2 separate regions of the Homo sapiens genome follow, and region 2 is linked to region 1. Evidence: chromatin loops called from intact Hi-C (ENCODE). Cell type or tissue: mammary epithelial cell. All regions are shown on one strand. Links, peaks and the distances in the headings refer to the core of each region. The heading gives the core; the rest is flanking DNA.

The links. Hi-C counts contacts between places; a loop is a spot of excess contacts. Peaks named below come from ENCODE experiments on the same cell type or tissue, not always from the same donor. Only the 100,000 strongest peaks of a DNase experiment are listed, where the experiment ranks them.
Region 2: it touches region 1 in a loop (8-fold over the local background); 3 of 110 quality-filtered maps call a loop at or near these places.

Annotation. Positions count from the first base shown.
Region 1 is chr3:42,878,619-42,883,006 of GRCh38, reverse strand. No RefSeq gene overlaps it. Among named protein-coding and RNA genes, the nearest start is that of CYP8B1, 4.9 kb to the right of the region's middle. RefSeq lists a silencer at 1,648-1,697 and an enhancer at 1,736-2,030. In mammary epithelial cell, for the core only: a CTCF peak has its summit at 1,850 (motif pointing right); a DNase peak (open chromatin) is centred at 1,856; H3K4me3 peaks cover 951 bases.
Region 2 is chr3:42,742,368-42,746,755 of GRCh38, reverse strand. CCDC13 (coiled-coil domain containing 13) reads left to right here. Exons shown (of 16, transcript NM_144719.4): 7 at 729-833; 8 at 3,699-3,860. It overlaps CCDC13-AS1 (CCDC13 antisense RNA 1), which reads right to left. Exons shown (of 4, transcript NR_046732.1): 3 at 3,690-3,830; 4 at 1,598-1,813. Among named protein-coding and RNA genes, the nearest start is that of CCDC13-AS1, 12 kb to the right of the region's middle. RefSeq lists an enhancer at 1-78. In mammary epithelial cell, for the core only: a CTCF peak has its summit at 2,319 (motif pointing right); a DNase peak (open chromatin) is centred at 2,305.

The DNA of each region.
Region 1 (4,388 bases), core at 202-4,201:
AGGCCTGCTTGCAAGGTAGGCCCCTGGCTAGTGTCTGGGAACTTCACTTTCAAAGTGCGTCCAGTCAACACTTAACCAATAAGAGTAGTTCGTTATGCCTTGACTATTTGTACAAACATGATTTATAATGAATATCTGCTTTCCTTCTAGGAGTCTGGAATTTTGGTATGTGCTAGGCAGAAGGTGCCTACATGACCAGTCCCCCGATAAAAACCTTGGGCACTGACTAATTTTTGAGCTTCCCTAGTTAGAAACATGGCACATATGTTGCTGCGTTTCCATTGCTAGGAGGAGTAAGCTTTGTGTGATCTCTCCTGGCAGGGAGAAAGAACTCGGAATCCTGCACATAGATTCCTCCAGACTCCACCTATGTCTTTTTCCCTTATGATCTGGTTATGTATCCCATCAGATGGACAGGCAGAGAATTCTGGCTCTTCCTCAGGCAGAGGCTGGCTTGCCCGTGGGAATTCAGCCCACGTGGCTGCCCTCCCCACCCTCCCAAGGGGCTAGGGACCAGCAATCCAGTTGTAATCAATCTTAGTCATGATTACAACTGTATTCTGAGTCCTGTGAGTTCTTCTACGGAATCTCTGAACCGGGTTGATATAAGGGTTAGATGGCAAAATACGTGAATTTCGTGTAATATTAGCTCAAGGTAAGTTCTCAAAATAAGAATGGTGATGGTGTTGGTGGCGATGGAAATGATCAGCATAGAGCCATCCCCTGGCTAGAAGCTCAATGCCAATCATTCCAATTCCCACCCTATCCCTCCACCCTCTCACACTATATGCCCTCGTTATCTCTTGGCAAATTAGTGAATGTACAACCCAATACCTTTATAATAGCATCTCACTGCTGGCGAGTACGTCAAATTCAGTACCTCTTATTTTGACACATCAGAATAAAGGTCCAGAAGGGTAAAACAAAATGTTCTGGGTCATGCCATAAATTGGTGGAAAAGTTGGGACAAGAACCCAGGTTTGCCTTTTATGTCCTACACTGGTTCTACGACAACCTGGTATATGTGATTCAGGCTAGCAGTAAGCATAGTGACCCTTGAGTCAGGCTGTCAAGAACCCAGGCTGCCATGGAGGGGGTTCCTTCCCCTCCAGGAAAAACAGAAGGAACCTGGAAAGCTAGAAAGAAACAAAAAGGAGCCATACATAAGCCCTAAGTGAAACGATTATTACCTGCTCTAAAGGCAGGGTGAAATAATTTCTCCCCTGTATTTCCATTTCAATGGTACTACTTACTGCTGGGGGCGAGGCAGTGAGCAAGAGGTGGCACATACTGGGGGAGCAGTCAATATCATCCAGAATTAGAAAAAGGGGCAAACAAGACTCAGGGAAGAGCTAGTGCATCCGGACTAGAGAACCCACAGCGGAGAACCCCAGTAAAGGAACCACAGCAGATAAATAGAATCCTCAGGTCAGTGCCCAGTTGCTCAAAATTCTGGGCCATATATAGAATGAGAAGTCATGACATCAGACAGGAACATGGAACTACTAGGGCCCAGTGTAAAAAACTCAATCCACTGTCCTGCCCACCATGGAATGTGCAAATGAGGTTAGCAATAAAGGAGCTAACCCCCAAAACCCCCCAGGACAACCAAAATGATGCTCTTGCCGGGCTTATGCCGTGAAAACTGCCAGGGGCGTGGGCCGAGGGGTAGTGGTGGGTTCAGCGCGCGAGTCGGAAACAGCTGCGGTGGGGAAGGAAGAAAGCAGCGCCATCAGCACGTCCTCCCGTTGGCCCGGAACCACGCCCTTACTGGGGGCTCAGCCGCCGAACTGACACTCACCGCTCCTGAGCACAAAGAAGGTGCGAAGTGCCGCAGAGCGACCGCCAGAGGTCAGCAACACACTGCCTACTCCCCGCCGCGCCTCCCGGAGACTCCCTCGCTGAGGCTTCGGGGGCCGGAAGTGCACCCGCCCCTTTCCCGAGCGCCCGCGGGCCCTCTGGCTGTCCCGGAGGCCGCCTCCGTGTGTCTTTGGTCCTACCTGGCCCCCTAGCCCACCATCGTAACCCCGCCCCGGCCCCTGACAGTTCCCGGACCGAAGGGGCGAGGAGGGGACGTGCCGCCCGCTCCCGGTGTTGGCTTGAGTTGCTGGTCCCCAGCCCCTCGGGAGGGAGAGGAGGGCAGTCCCGTGGGCTGACTTCCCAGGGGCAAGCCAGTCTCCTCCCGAGGAAGAGCCCGTATTCCCTGCCTGTCCATCCGGCAGCCCTGCGTGGCCCCCGTGGGCTGGCCCCGGACACAAGCGTGGCTGGGCCGGCTGGCGTGAGAGGGGTTCAGTGCCACCGATGTGTCAAAGTCCTAACCCGCACAGAGCCTGCCGGTTCTGCACCCTGTGGAGATTCTTCCCCCTTCTCCGAGTGCCCTGGGCTCATTGGCCCCAGGGTGGATATGCTCTCGGTACCTTGGGACCACCCTGCTGCATCCCCTGACCAGCACCCCTCTTCGGCCGCTAGCACCTCCACCACACACAACACACATTGACTGGGTCTTGTGGTCCTCCAGGCCTCCGCTGAATCAGTGTGGCCCAATCAGTGTGGCCTTCCTGACTGCCACCTCCCTTCATGCTCTGCTCTTCTTTGCAGCATTTGTCACAATTACAGCCATACCGCGAAGATATTGCGGGTTGGGTTTCAAACCTCCATAGTAAAATGAGTCGCACGAATTTTGTTTCCGGGGAATATAAAAATTATGTTTAGACTATACACCATTAAGTGTGCAAAAGCATTATATCTAAAATACATATATATACCTTAATTTTTAAAAAAAACTTTATTGCTAAAAAATGCTAATGATCATCTGAGCCTTCAGTGATTCCTGTCTTCACCCTGGACTGATCAGGGTGGTGGTTGCTGAGGGCTGGGGTGGCTGTGACAATTTCTTAAAATAAGACAACAATCAAGGTTGCCGCACCAGTTGACTCTTCCTTTTAGGAAAGATTTCTCTGTAGCATGGAATGCTGTTTGATAGCATTTTACCCACAATAGAACTTTTTTTCAAAATTGGAGTCAATGCTCTCAAACTCTACTGCTGCTTTACTAACTTTATGTAATATTCTAAATTCTTTATTGTCATTTCAACAGTGTTCCCAGCATCCTCGCCAGGATTAGTTTCCATCTCAAGAAACCACTTTCTTAGCTCATCCGTAAGAAGTTACTCCTCATCCATTCAAGTTCAATCAGGCGATTGCAGCAATTCAGTCACATCCTCTGGCACTACTTCTAATTCTAATTCTCTATTTCCACCCATCTGCAGCGACTTCCTCCACTGAAGCCTTGAACCCCTCAAAGTCATTCATGAGGGTTGGAATCAACTTCTTTCAAACTCTTGTTCATGTTGATATGTTAACCTCCTCCCATGAATCACAATTGTTCTTAGTGGCTCTAAAATGGTGAGTTCTTTCCATAAGGTTTTCAATTTACTTTGCCCAGATCCATTAGAGGAATCGCCATCTACAGCAGCTATAGCCTTACGAAATGTATTTCTGAATACTAAGACTGAAAAGTTGAAATTACTCCTTGATCCATGGGTTGCAGAATGGATGTTGTGTTAGCAGGCATGAAAACAACATTCATCTCTTCGAACATCTTCCTCAGAGATCTCAGGTGCATTGTTAATGAGTAGTAATACATTGAAAAGAATCTTTTTTGTGAGCAGTAAGTCTCAGCAGTGGGCCTAAGTAAACCATGCTGCAAACAGATGAGCTGCCATCCAGGCTTTGTTTTGTTTGTTTTGAGACAGGGTCTCACTCTGTCGTCCAGGCTGAAGTACAGTGACATGATCTTGGCTCACTGCAGCCTCAACCTCCCAGGCTCAGGTGATCCTCCCACCTCAGCCTCCCAAGTAGCTGGGACCACAGGCATGCACCACCATACCTGGCTAATTTTTGTAGAGACAGGGTTTCACCATGTTACCCAGGCTGGGCTCCAAGCTCTGGGCTCAAGCAATCCACTTGCCTTAGCCTTCAAAATTGCTGGGATTGCAGGCGCGAGCCACCACACCTAGCCTTGCTACTTATAGAGTACAGGCAGAGTAGATTTAGCATAATTCTGAAGGGCCCTAGGATTTTCAGAATGGTCGTGAGCTTTGGCTTCAACTGAAAGTCACCAGCTACCTTAGCTCCTAAAAAGAGAGTCATCCTACCCTTAGAGGCTTTGAAGCAGGGCATTGACTTTGCTCTAGGAAAGTCCTTAGATGGTCTCTTCTTCCAATATAAGGCCGTTTCATCTACATTAAAAATCTGTTGCTTAGTGTAGCCATCTTCATCAATTATCTTAGCTACATCTTTTAGATAACTTGCTGCAACTTCTTCATCAACACTTGCTGCTTCACGTTGCACTTCTATGTTATAGAGATGGCTTCTTTCCTTAAACCT
Region 2 (4,388 bases), core at 294-4,293, 140 kb after region 1:
TTATTTATTTTTATTTACATAGCGAATTCTCTGGCATTTGTCTTCCCTGCTGGAACCACTCAGACTGGCCAAGATTTCCAAAACAGTGTTCTATTGTGGAAACAAGTGCCAGAGACTTGGTACGCTGGATCGGGTTTCTGTGACAGGCTTCAGAGGGGCCCAGGTCACAAGCTGGAGCGTATTGTTTCTGCCTCAAAGCCTTGAGGTTGGGCCTGAGTGCTGCACTTCAACAACCGCAAAGCTGGGTCCTTCTTGGACCACAGCACCCCAACTGACATTCAGTAGCCCACCTTTTGCTGCACTCAGAGGTCCACTTGTCCGTGGGTTTTCACAAAGGCTAGGGTCCTGTGGTGATGTACTTCCTATAGCCAGAATTAGCTCAGCACTAGGTGACAGGTGAGTGGGTTAAGGAAGCAGGAGTTGGTCAGCTTTGTGGTTCAGTCATCCCAGAATATGTCAAGAGCAAGGGGCCCTATCTGGGCATTGCTGGCAGTTTCTTGGCTGCTCTAAGCATTGCCAAGAAATGCCAGGGATGATGGGTTTACTACTTTCCCAGGGAGAGCTGCCCTTGGGACATGGAAAACTGACCTTTGAGGGCTATGCTCTGAGATGGGAAGAAGATCGTGTAGGTGAAGACTGCTTCTGAATATGCTTCTAAATACGTAGCAGCATCAGGGTCTGGTGGAGCCCTCTCTTTTGGCCACATTGAAGGCCCTGCCTTATTTCAGGTTTTGGCCAGAGAGGTTGGGGAAGACATCAACGTTCAGCAGCTCCTATCTTCGCCAGGGACCTGGAGGGGTCGGGCTCAACAAATTCTTGTTTTGCAGAGCAAGGTGAGTGAGTCATCAGACTTCTCCTGGCCTGAACAAAGGATTTAAAACACCCCAGAAAGAGCTGCCCTGACCCCCTTAGAGACCTAAGCACACAGTACCCAAAAAAGGCCTTTAGGTCTCACAGTGCACTCGTGCGGGGTTGTTGTTTTACCTTCTCGCCAACCAGCCTGATTTTAATTTGTTATTTAATGAACAAGCTCTTATATAACACTTAGCACATGCCAGGCACTGGAGCTTAACAAATGCCAACGCCTTTGGTTTGATTTATTTTACTCCAGGCATCTTTTTTTTTTCTTAGTTTATGTAGATTTGCGTGACTGTTGTAATTGTAAGCTTTTTCCAGTTTTGTCCAGATGCTTGTAGTCTTTTGAAAGTTTAATTACCCAATAAAAATTTAGCCTTGTCTCCCTCTTTATTGTCTGAATATTTTGGAGCATACCAAAAGCAGCTAACAGCAGGGGCTCTGGAGCCACACTGCTCAGATTCAAATCCCAGCTCTCCACTCACCAGCTGTGTGACCTTAAGCAAGTTCCTTTAGCTCTGTGCCTCAGTTTCCTCATCTGTATAATGGGGATAATAACGATGCCTACCCCACAGGATTGTTGGGAGAATTGAGTCAATACTTGTAAAATGCTCAGCACAGGGCCTGGCATGGAGGAAGCACTGTATAAAAGTTAGGTGTGGTTCTTTTCCCTTTGTCCCTTCAAACTGAGAAACATGTGAGAAGGTGTATGACTTCCACCATTTGCCAAGCATATCACCCTTGTTCCCAGGGACTTCGAGGGTCACAGTGGCTTTTATCTTCAGTGTCTCCCATGGGATCCTTGAAGCCAATATAAAGGGGGAAAAACTCCAAGAAGCTAATAGATGATAGTGCATGGCCTTGGGGTTCAAGAGACCTGAGTTTACGTTTGGCCACCGGTCTGCCAACTCTGACCTTGGGCAAACCCCTTCATCTTCCTATGTCTTCATCTTCACACCTGTGAAATGGGGTAACATAAAATAACATTTGTAAAGCACCTAGGACAGTGCCTGACCATAATAAGCACAAAACAACTTACTTCTTATTGTCATTAAGTTACATGTCAAATTCTTTTTTTTTTTTTTTTTTTTTTTTTGAGACGGAGTCTCGCTCTATCACCCAGGCTGGAGTGCAGTGGTGCGATCTCGGCTCACTGCAAGCTCCGCCTCCCGGGTTCACGCCATTCTCCTGCCTCAGCCTCCTGAGTAGCTGAGACTACATTTGCCCGCCACCACGCCCGGCTAATTTTTTGTATTTTTAGTAGAGACGAGGTTTCACTGTGTTAGCCAGGATGGTCTCGATCTCCTGACCTCGTGATCCGCCCACCTCGGCTTGCCAAAGTGCTGGGATTACAGGCATGAGCCACCACGCCCGGCCCTGTATGTCAAATTCTTAAAGGTAACAGTATTCTTTAATGATTAAATGGAATTGCCTCACAGCGCCACACGAGGGCACTGGTGGGTGCCTTCAAAGCTGTGCTCCTGCCCTTTGCCAGGGAGCCTAGCGAATTGTGCTTCCTTTCCTGGCTCAAGTTTACCAACATTGTTTTGTCATTTGGTTGTGTTGATAGGGAAACCAGGGTCAGAAGGACCCTAGGAGTTGTCTGCTTCTACCCTAGCGTTATAAGGGTGATAAGGGCATTGTTCTGTGGGATGACATCTACCTGCCACTTGCTGAAGGCCCACATGTGCCAGGCTGTGTTGACAGCTTCACCTAGACCATCTTGGGATTTTGCAAAGTTACCTAATCCTAAAAATAACCTGTAGCATTTAAAATGCAGATTCCATGTCCCTTCCGCTAGAACTGTAGTTTGTTGATCTGGAGTAAGCACCAAGATTTCAGTCCAAGAAGAACCTCAGAGGATTCCCAGGCTCAGACAACTTCACAATACTGAATCCTCATAACAGTGTTACGCAGGGCAGTGTTACTCTTAGGCCCATCTTACAGATGAGGGAACTGAGATTCAGAGAGTTACCTGTGCGCAGTCACACAATCTGTGAGGCTTTGAGGCAGTCTGTTTCCAAACCCTGCCTTCCCCTCTTCAGTATCTCCTGTAAGTGACTGCCATCTTCCGAGAAGCCCACCCAGTCTTAGGTGGTCTGTCTGTTAGAAAGTTCCTCCTTGCCCAGCACTTTGGGAGGCTGAGGTGGGCAGATCTCTCGAGCCCAGGAGTTCAAGTTCAAGACCAGCCTGGGCAACATGGTGAAACCCCGTCTCTACCAAATTTTATATATATATATATTTATATTTATATATTTATGTGTGTGTGTGTATATGTGTATATATATATGTGTGTGTGTATATATATATATAAAATTATCCAGGCACAGTTGCCTGTGCCTGTGGTCCCAGCTGCTTAGGAGGCTGAGCTGGGAGGATTGCTTGAGCCCGGGAGGCAGAGGTTACAGTGAGCCATGATTGCACCACTGCACTCCAGTCGGGGCAACAGAGCAAGACCCTGTCTCTAAAATAAATAAATAAATAAATAAATAAATAAATAAATAAATAAATAAATATTCTTTCTTGAACTGAGACCTGCCATCCTATCCATCCCTGGTTCCTGGGGCCATAGGTCTGCTTTCCAGCCTCAAACAGCCCCTCAGAGATAGGGTGATTTTTCTCATTCACCATTTTTCTAAGCTGAACTTTCCTGGTGTCTTCCAATGTGTTGCTCAAGATGCCAGCTCAGATTGTCCCCCACCCCTAGTCCTCCTCAGATGGGGCTACCACAGCCATCTAGAGAGGTGGTTCCATCTTCAGTCTGTGGGGTCTCCTATCACACTTCTGAGTAGAAGAGGCTGGCAGAAGACCCATTGTGGAACGACGAGTTTTACCATCCTCAGGTTCAAGAGCTTGAGAAGCAATTGGGCCAGGCCCGGAGCCAGTCTGCGGGAACAGCCAGTGATGAGTTGTCTGTCTATCCAGACCCAAGGAAGCTGTCGGCACAGGAGAAAAACCTGCTGAGGATCCGCAGCCTGGAAAGGGAAAAACAGGAAGGCTTGGAGGTAACGCGTGCCTGAGGAGGTCAGCTGGGCATGTGGGAACGAGAGATCATGATGGTGCCTGCAAGGGCTCTGAGGCACATGTGGTCAGAAGTCTGAGCCACCCCTTCTAGGCAGGAGACACCTGGGGACCTGGGTCACCTCTGCATGTTCCTCATGTCCTGTCAAACCAACTTGAGCTGCCTGACTGGGACCTCACTGTGAGCCCATTTAATGAACTTTTCGTGGCCCCATCCTGGCTGTTTTGGAGGTGCTATACCTGAAATTCTCATTGTAAAAGGGAGAGGGGGAGGGTCATGGCCCCAGAAGTATGATAGGGTTAGATGGGGCTTAAAGGGGGAAAGTTCCAGGCTGATGAAAGAGGTAGGCAGGCTGGACTCAACACCAGGGGCCGCATCTCACTGGCTGCGTTGGGAGTGTCAGAACTCTAACTCTACCAGGTTTAAGCAACAAAGGGAAGTCATTGGCCCATGTAAACGAACAATCCAGAGGTGGCCTAGCTTCAGGTGCAGATCGGGGCCTTGCTCTCAG